Regions from separate parts of the Homo sapiens genome. Here region 2 is linked to region 1. The links are chromatin loops, found by intact Hi-C in ENCODE. Cell type or tissue: heart right ventricle. All regions are shown on one strand. Region 1 has its middle 90 kb from the start of SETMAR. Region 2 has its middle 140 kb from the start of SETMAR.

Region 1 (5,000 bases):
GGAAAACTATATGGAGAAAGAGGAACCTTGACTCTTAAATTCCACAATGCACAAAAATTTTTTTTTAACTTTTAAGTTCAGGGGTATATGTGCATGTTTTTTACACAGGTAAACTTGTAACATGGGCATTTATTATACAGATTATTTCATCACCCCATGTGATGGTTAACACTGAGTGTCAACTGGATTGGGTTGAAGGATGCAAAGTATTGATCCTGAGTGTGTCTGTGAGGGTGTTCCCAAAGGAGATTAACATTTGTGTCGCTGGGCTGGGAAAGGCAGACCCACCCTTGATCTGGGTGGGCACCACCTAATCAGCTGCCAATACAGCCAGGATATAAAGCAGGCAGAAAATCATAAAAAGGCTAGACTGGCATAGCCTCCCAGCATACATCTTTCTCCTGTGATGGAGGCTTCCTGTCCTCAAACATCAACTCCAAGTTCTTCAGCTTTGGGACTCAGACTGGTTTCCTTGCTCCTCAGCCTGCAGATGGCCTGTTGCAGGACCGTGTGATTGTGTGAGTTAATACTCCTTAATAAACTCCCATATATATATATATATATACACACACACACACATATATACATATACATATATATACATATATATACACACATATATATACATATACATATACATACATACATATATATATATATATATATATATCCTATTAGTTCTGTTTCTCTAGAGAACCCTGACTAATATACCCAGGTACTAAGCCTAGTACCCATTAGTTATTTTTCCTGATCCTCTCCTTCCTCTAACCTCCACCCTCCAGTTGGCCCTAGTATGTGTTGTTCCCCTCTCTGTGTCCATGTGTTCTCATCATTTAGCTCCAATTAATAAGTGAGAACATGCAGTATTTTATTTTCTATTCCTGCATTAGTTTGCTAAGATAATGGCCTCCAGCTTTTGAAAGAGGTAAACATGAAAGAGAAAATAATAAAGCTTCCAGAGGAAAATATAAGAGAATATCTTCATGACCTTGAGGTAAGGAAGATTACTTAAACCGGACACAGAAAACTCCAATCATTTAAAAAACATAGACAAGTTCAACTTCATTTAAATTAAGATCTTCAATTCTCCAAAAGATGCCATTAGACTATAAACTACAAGGTATTGGTACTATAAGGTAAAACCACAATTAAATATCACTTCATCCTCACCAGATTGGCTAAAATTATAAGAACTGATAATACATCAAGTCTTAGCAAGGAGTAGGTGGTTTTATGCTCATAGTGTAAACAAAGCAGCCAGGAAGTTCGAACTGGGAGGAGCCCACTGCAGTTCAGCAAGGCCTCCGCAGCCAAACTGCCAGAGTTCTCCTCTCTGGGCAGGGCATCTCTGAAAAAAAGGCAGCAACCCCAGTCAGGGACTTACAGATAAAACCCCCATCTCCCAGGGACAGAGCACCTGGGGAAGGGGTGGCTGTGGGCACAGCTTCAGCAGATGTAAACGTCCCTGCCTGATGGCTCTGAAGAGAGGAGCAGACCTCCCAGCACAGCATTCGAGCTCTGCTAAGGGTCAGATTGTCTCTTCAAGTGGGTCCCTGACCGCCGTGTATCCTGACTGGGAGACACCTCCCAGTAGGGGCCGACAGACAGCTCATACAGGAGAGCTCTGGCTGGCATCTGGCAGATGCCCCTCTGGGACAAAACTTCCAGAGGAAAGAACAGTCAGCAATCTTTGCTGTTCTGCAGCCTCCACTGGTGATACCCAGGCAAACAGCATCGGGAGTGGACCTCCAGCAAACTCCAGCAGACCTGCGGCAGAGGGGCCTGATTGTTAGAAGGAAAGCTAACAAAAAGAAAGGAATAGCACGTCCACTCAAAGACCCTATCCGACGGTCACCAACATCAAAGACCAAAGGTAGATAAATCTACAAAAATGGGGAGAAACAAGCACAAAAAGTCTGAAAATTCCAAAAACCAGAATGCCTCTTCTCCAAAGGATCACAACTACTCGCCAACAAGGGAGCAAAAATGGACAGAGAATGAGTTTGATGAATTGACAGAAGTAAGCTTTAGAAGGTGGTAAATAACAAACTCCTCTGAGCTAAAGGAGCATGCTGTAACTCAATGCAAGAAAGCTAAGAACATTGAAAAAAGGTTACACGAATTGTTAACTAGAATAACCAGTTTACAGAAGAACATAAATGATCTAATGGAGCTGAAAAACACAGCACAAGAACTTTGGGAAGCATACACAAGTATCAATAGCCGAATTGATCAAGTGGAAGAAAGGATATCGGTTATTCAAGATCAAATTAATGAAATAAAGCGAGAAGACAAAATTAGAGAAAAAATTATAAAAACGAACAAACAAAGCCTCCAAGAAATATGGGACTATGTGTAAAGACCAAACCTGTGTTTGATTGGTGTACCTGAAAGTGACAGGGAGAATGGAACCAAGTTGGAAAACACTCTTCAGGATATTATCCAGGAGAACTTCCCCAACCCAGCAAGACAGGCCAACATTCAAATTCAGGAAATACAGAGAACACCACAAAGATACTCCTCAAGAAGAGCAACCCCAAGACGCATAATCATCAGATTCACCAAGGTTGAAATTAAGGAAAAAATGTTAAGGGCAGCCAGAGAGAAAGGTCGGGTTACACACAAAGGAGAGCCCATCAGACTAACAGCAAATCTCTCTGCAGAAACCCTACAAGCCAGAAGAGAGTGGGGGCCAATATTCAACATTCTTAAAGAAAAGAATTTTCAACCGAGAATTTCATATCCAGTCAAACTAAGCTTCATAAGCCAAGGAGAAATAAAATCCTTTACAGACAAGCAAATGCTTTAAGATTTTGTCACCACCAGGCCTGCGTTACAAGAGCTCCTAAAGGAAGCACTAAACATGGAAAGGAACAACCAGTTCCAGCCACTGCAAAAACAAACCAAAATATAAAGACCATCAACACTATGAAGAAACTGCATCAACTAACAGGCAAAACAACCAGCTAGCATCATAATGGTAAGACCAAATTCACATATAACAATATTAACCATAAATGTAAATGGGCTAAATGCCCCAATTAAAAGGCACAGACTGGCAAATTGGATAGAGTCAAGACCCATCAGTGTGCTGTATTCAGGAGGCTCATCTCATGTTCAAAGACACACATAGGCTCAAAATAAAGGGATGGAGGAATATTTACCAAGCAAATGGAAAGCAAAAAAAGCAGGAGTTGCAATCCCAGTCTCTGATAAAACAGACTTTAAACCAACAAAGATCAAAAGAGACAAAGAAGGCCATTACATAATGGTAAAAGGATCAATGCAGCAAGAACAGCTAACTACCCTAAATATATATGCACCCAATACAGGAGGATCCAGATTCATAAAGCAAGTTCTTAGAGACCTACAAAGAGACTCAGACTTCCACACGATAATGATGGGAGACTTAAACATCCCACTGTCAATATTAGACAGATCGATGAGACAGAAAATTAACAAGGATATTCAGGACTTGAACTCAGCTCTGGACCAAGCAGACCTAATAGATATCTACAGAACTCTCCATACAAATCAACAGAATATACATTCTTCTCAGAACCACATCACACTTATTCTAAAATTGACCACATAATTGGAAGGAAAACACTCCTCAGCAAATGCAAAAGAACGGAAATCATAACAAACAGTCTCTCAGACCACAGTGCAATCACATTAGAACTCAGGATTAAGAAACTCACTCAAAACTGAACAACCACATGGAAACTTAACAACCTGCTCCCAAATGACTACTCAGTAAATAACAAAATGAAGGCACAAATAGATGTTCTTTGAAACCAATGAGAATGAAGACACAATGTACTAGAATATCTGGGACACATTTAAAGCACTGTGTAAGGGAAATTTATAGCACTAAATGCCCACAAGAGAAAGCAGGAAAGATCTAAAATTGACACCCTAACATCGCAATGAAAAGAACTCGAGAAGCAACAGCAAACAAATTCAAAAGCGAGCAGAAGACAAGAAATAACTAAGATCAGAGCAGAACTGAAGGAGACAGAGACACGAAAAACCCTTCAAAAAATCAATGAACCCAGGAGCTGTTTTTTGAAAAGATCAACTAAATAGATAGACCACTAGCAAGACTAATAGAGAGAAGAACCAAATATATGCAATAAAAAATCATATAGGGGATATTACCACTGATCCCACAGAAATCCAAACCACCATCAGAGATTACTATAAACACCTCTGCGAAAATAAGCTAAAAAACCTAGAAAAAATGAATAAATTCCTGGACACATACACCCTCCCAACCCTAAACCAGGAAGACATCAAATCCCTGAATAGACCAATAACAAGTTCTAAAATTGAGGCAGTAATTAATAGCCCACCAACCAAAAAAAGTTCCGGGACCATATGGATTCACAGCCAAATTCTATCAGAGGTACAAAGAGGAGCTGGTACCATTCATTCTGCAATGATTTCAAACAATAGAAAAAGAGGGAATCCTCCCTAACTCATTTTATGAGGCCAACATCATCCTGATACCAAAATCTGGCAGAGACACAACAAAAAAGGAAAATTTCAGGCCAATATCCCTGACGAACATCGATGCAAAAATCCTCAATAAAATACTGGCAAACCAAATCCAGCAGCACATGAAATGCTTATCCACCACGATCAAGTCGGCTTCATCTCTGGGATGCAAGGCTGGTTCAACATATGCAAATCAATAAACATAATCCATCACATAAACAGAACCAATGCCAAAAACAACATGATTATCTCAATAGATGCAGAAAAGGTCTTCAATAAAATTCAACATCCCTTCATGCTAAAAACTAAATTAACTAGGTATTGGTGGGATGCATCGCAAAATAATAAGAGCTATTTATGACAAACCCACAGCCAATATCATACTGAATGGGCAAAAGCTGAAAGCATTCCTTTTGAAAACCAGCACAAGGCAAGGATGCCCTCTCTCACCACCCCTATTCAACATAGTATTGAAAGTTCTGGCCAGGGCAATCAGGCAA
Region 2 (5,000 bases), 51 kb before region 1:
AGTTTTAAACCTTTTGTTTTTTCTATTTATATCTTACTGTACTATGTCTCAAAAAGTTGTAGTTTTTTTTTGATCAGTTCATCTTTTCATCTTTCTACTTAGATATGAATAGTTCATACACCACAATTACAGTGTAATACTATTCTGTGGTTCTGTGTGTACTTACTACTACCAGTAAGGTTTGTACCTTCAGATGACTTCTTATTGTTAAATAACATCCTTTTCTTAACCCTTTTCAGATTAAGGAACTGCGTTTTAGCATTTCTTATAGGACAGACCTGGTGTTGATGAAATCCCTCAGCTTTTGTTTGCCTGAGAAAGTCTTAATTTCTCTTTTATGTTTGAAGGATATTTTCACTGGACATACTATTCTAGGGTAAAAGTTTTTTTCCCAGAGCACTTTAAATATGTCATGCCATTCTATCCTGGCCTATACAGTTTCCACTGAAAAGTCTGCTGCCAAACACATTGGAGCACAATTGTATGTTATTTGTTTCTTTTCTCTTGCTTATTTTAGAATCCTTTCTTTATCCTTGACATTTGGGAGTTTGATTATTAAATGCCTTGGGGTAGCCTTCTTTAGTTCAAATCTGTTTGGTATTCTTTAACCTTCTTATAGTTAAATATCGATATCTCTCTAGGTTTGGAAAACTCTCTGTTATCACTGCTTCAAATAAACTTTCTACCCCTATCTCTTTCTCTACCTCCTCTTTAAGGCCAATAACTCTTAGATTTGCCCTTTTGAATCTATTTTCTAGATTTTATAGGCATGCTCTATTCTTTTTCTTTCTTTTTTGAGACAGAGTCTCACTCTGTCACCCAGGCTGGGGTGCAGTGGTACAATCTTGACTCATTGCAATCTCCGCCTCCCAGGTTCAAGCAATTCTCCTGCCTCAGCCTCCCAAGTAGCTGGGACTACAAGTATGAGCCACCACACCCAGCTAATTTTTGTATTTTTAGTAGAGATGGGATTTCACCATGTTGGCCAGGCTGATCTCGAACTCCTGACCTCAAGTGATCTGCCCGCTTTGGTCCATTCTCTTTTATTCTTATTTCTTGCATCTCCTCTGCTGTGTATTTTCAAATACTCTCTCTTCAAGCTCACTAATTCTGTCTTCTGTTTGATCACTTCTGCTATTAAGAGACCCTGATGCATTCTTCAGTATGTCAATTGCATTTTCAACTCCAAAATTTCTGCTTGATTCTTTTTCACTATTTCCATCTCTTTGTTAAATTTATCTGATAGGATTCTGAATTCCTTCTCTGTGTTATCTCTAATTTCTTTGTGTTTCTTCAAAACAGCTATTTTGACTTCTCTGTCTGAAAGGTCACATATTTCTGTCTCCTTGGAATTAGTCCTTAGTCTCTTATTTAGTTTGTTTGGTGAGGTCATGTTTTCCTACATGGCCTTGATGCTTGTGGATGTTGTTTAGTGTCTGGACATTGAAGAGTTATTTATTGTAGTCTTCACAGTTTGGGCTTCACAGATGTACCCATCCTTCTTGGGAAGGCTTTCCAGGTATTCAAAAGAAATTGGGTATTGTGATCTAAATTTTTAGTCATTGCAGCTGTATCTGCTTCAGGGAACACCCCAAGCCCAGTAATGCTCAGATTCATAGAGATACCACCTTGATGGTCTTAGGTAAGATCCAGAAGTGTTCTGTGGATTACCAGACAGAGACTCTTGTTCTCTTCCCTTACTTTCTCCCAGACAAACGGAGTCTCTCTCTTTGTGCTGTGCTGCCTGGAGCTAGGGGAGGGTGACACAAGCACCCCTGTGGGTACCAACACTGAAACTACACTGGGTCAGACACAGCACTGGATCTTGCCCAGTAACTACTACCTGGCTACCACCTATGTTTGTTCAAGGCCCTCTACAATCAGCAGGTGGGAAAGCCAGCAAGGCTTGTGTCCTTCCTTTCAGGTCAGTGAGTTCTCCCAGGCCCTCGGTGGGTCCAGAGATGCAGTCTGGTAGCCAGGGCCTGGAGTTGGAAACCTTAGAAATCTACCTGGTGCTCTATTCTACCAACTGAGTTGGCACACAAATCGTAAGACAAAGTCCTTCCCACTTTCCCTCCCCTTTCCATGGGGAGTGGAGTCTCTCTCCATAGCTGTCACCATTATAGGCCCACAGAGAGTACTGCCAGACTACCACCAATGTTCACTTAGGGCCCAACAGCTCTTCAGTCAGCTTCTGGTGAATGCTGCCAGGCCTGACACTCACCCTTCAGGGCAGTGGGCTCCCCTCTGATCTAGGGCAGGTCCAGAAATGCCATCTAAGAGCCAAGACCTAGAATCAGGGACTCCCTCAAAGCCTATTTGGTGCCCTACCCCACTGTGGCTGAGCTGGCACCTGGGTTGCAGGACAAAGTCCCCTTTACTCTTCCCTATGCTTTTTCTCAAGCAGAATGAGTCTCTTCTCATAGCCATCACTGCTGGAAATGTGCTGGGTCACACTGGAAGCCAGCACATCTCAGAGTTTCACCCAAGGCCCACAGCATGTATTACCGGGCTACCACTGCTGATTTTTCAGGGCCCAAGGGCTCTTTAGTCAGCAGGTGATTAATCCTGCCCAGGACTGGGTCCTTTCTTTCAAGGCAGCAGTTTCCCTTCTGGTGCAGGGTGTACCTAGCAATATCATTTGAGAGCTAGGGCCTGGAATGGGGGCCTCACAACTCTGTCTAATGCCCTATCCTGTTGTGGCTGAGCTGATATCCAAGTTGCAAGACAAAGTCCTCTTTACTCCTCCCTCTCCTCTCCTCAAGTGGAAGAAAGGAGTTTCTTTTGGAGCAGCAAGCTGCGCTACCTGAGGTTGGGGGAGGAGTGGTAAAGCACTCTCTTGGCTGCCCTGTCTGGTGTCTCACTAGGTTGCATGTCCCCCAGATCCACTGGCTCTGAGCCCAGCACATGACTAGGACTTGACTAGGACTTGCAGTCCTTGTGGCCTAGACTGCCTTTCAAGTTTATTTAGGAACCCAGAGCCCTTTACCCAGCAGTGGCAAGGCTTACCAAAACTCAAGTTCTGATTGCTGAGATGGGTAATGCCCCTCTTGCTAGGGCCTGTCTATGCTTCCTCCGTGGACATCAGCTGAGTTCAGCTTGGTGTTGCTTTCTACTGTGACAGCACAGCACTGAGTTTCAATGTAAAGTCCTTCAGTCACTGCATTGTCCTCCCACAAGCATACATATTCTGTCTTCATGCCATGCGGCTGTTGCCAGAAGGATGGGAGTGAGGTGGTGTCAGTAATTCAAGGGTGTCTTTCCTGCCCTCTTCAATGCCTCTTTCAGTGATATGAAGTTAAAACCAGGTACTGTGATCACTCACCTGATTTTTTGTTCTTATGAAGGTGCTTTTTTGTGTGGATAGTTGTTAAGTTTGGTGTTCCTGTTGCGGGGACAATCAGTGGAGGCTTCTACTCAGCCATCTCACTGTGCCTCCCTCATAAAAAAAAAAAGGTTTTGAAAGTAATGAAAGAAAAATGAAAAATGTGGAATGCTTCACAGAACTACAAACTCATCACGTTAGTGCCCATTGCTGGCACCCTAAAAATGTAAAGTTCTTATTTAGCCCAACTGAAGGAAGAAAAATGCCCAGTATGGATCAAAAATGTACAAATGTCTGATGTAAAGTCATTGGGTGTTGAACTAAGCAGCAGCCTGAAAAAAAAAATCACTGTCTACTGCTACACCTAGGAAATGTAGCCTCCACTCTTCTCCCGGTAGACTGCTAGGGTTTCCGGGTCACTGCACTTTGCCTATTGAAGAGAAGAGAAACAAAAACACTCCAACAACCAATTATCTCTCCTTGTTTTTATTGTACCAAAGCAGACTTAATCTCCTTGCCCCTTTTTAACCTTCCTTTTCATGCAGATGAGAGAGAGAGAGAGACAGAGAGAGAGAGAAAGGAAGGAAGGAAGGAAGGGAGGGAGGGAGGGAGGGAGGGAGGGAGGGAGGGAGGGAGGGAGGGAGGGAGGATGGGAATTTATAAAGACTTTATAAAGATGTAAGAAAATCTCTCCAATGTATCTCTCAAAGACCTATTACAGGATCTTTCTTCTATCTCTTTGTTGATATTCTGGTTTTCTTGTACTGACATCCAGGATACTGTCCTTGGACCCACTTTCTCAGACATTTCTGTAAAGGAACAGTCTTCCAGCTCCTTTGTATGAGAGGAAATTGAAGCCTATGAAAGGTAAGTGCCATGCTCAAGGTCTAGAGTGAGTGGGGCAGAGTTAAAACAACATCTGGGTTTCCTAACTGCCACTCCCTGTTCTTTCAATTTTACCAGTCCACATCATAAAGGGAGATCAAGATGTATTGTTAGGTTTGAACCTGTTTCTTAATTTCCAACATCAGTCTTCTAATAGACAGCCATCATCTTATATTTTTCTATGAATTACCTTGGAAAGGAGTGGGGAAGACCATATATTTTCCATTTCTACAGCCCTGCCCTGGAACACACACAAGCCTGTACTGAGAATCACCTGTGAGAAGCCAAACAGAAAGTCAGCAAAACTGTTAGAACCACTGGCTATTTGATGAATAGCTTGATGGTACTGATTCCCTCCTCAAGTAGGGAACAACAAATGGGTAACTTGTTCCCCATATTCATATAGATAATAGCTCCAGCTTTGGCTAATATGTCCCTCCCTAATAACGGTGTGGGACTTTCAGGCATAACAAGAAAGGCATGTGAAAAGACCAAAGTCTCCCAATTACAACTGAGGAGGTGGGAGAAATACCTGGTTACAAGCTGTCCCAGGATTCCTAGGATGGTAATGGACCTTGAGGACAGCTGTCCAGGGCAGGAGATTAACACTGAGAAGGCCATGCCAGTGTCCAGGAGGAAGTCAATTTCCTGGCCCTCAATGGTTAAACGTACCCGGGGCTCAGTGAGGGTGATGACATGAGCTGGCGCTTACCCCAGGCACCCTCAGTTCTGTTGTTGGATCATCCGGTTGGGGGCTTCTGGCCCAAAGAAACTTTGCCCTCTGGGGCAG

The links. A loop is a pair of places that touch in the nucleus more often than their neighbours do. Peaks named below come from ENCODE experiments on the same cell type or tissue, not always from the same donor. Only the 100,000 strongest peaks of a DNase experiment are listed, where the experiment ranks them.
Region 2: a loop joins it to region 1, with 9 times the contacts of the local background. A loop is called at or near these places in 1 of 110 quality-filtered maps.

What each region holds. Positions count from the first base shown.
Region 1 is chr3:4,210,558-4,215,557 of GRCh38, forward strand. It overlaps a transcript of SUMF1 not described here. Among named protein-coding and RNA genes, the nearest start is that of SETMAR, 90 kb to the right of the region's middle. In heart right ventricle, no CTCF peak of the experiment used is centred here; no DNase peak of the experiment used is centred here.
Region 2 is chr3:4,159,462-4,164,461 of GRCh38, forward strand. It overlaps a transcript of SUMF1 not described here. Among named protein-coding and RNA genes, the nearest start is that of SETMAR, 140 kb to the right of the region's middle. In heart right ventricle, no CTCF peak of the experiment used is centred here; a DNase peak (open chromatin) is centred at 2,896.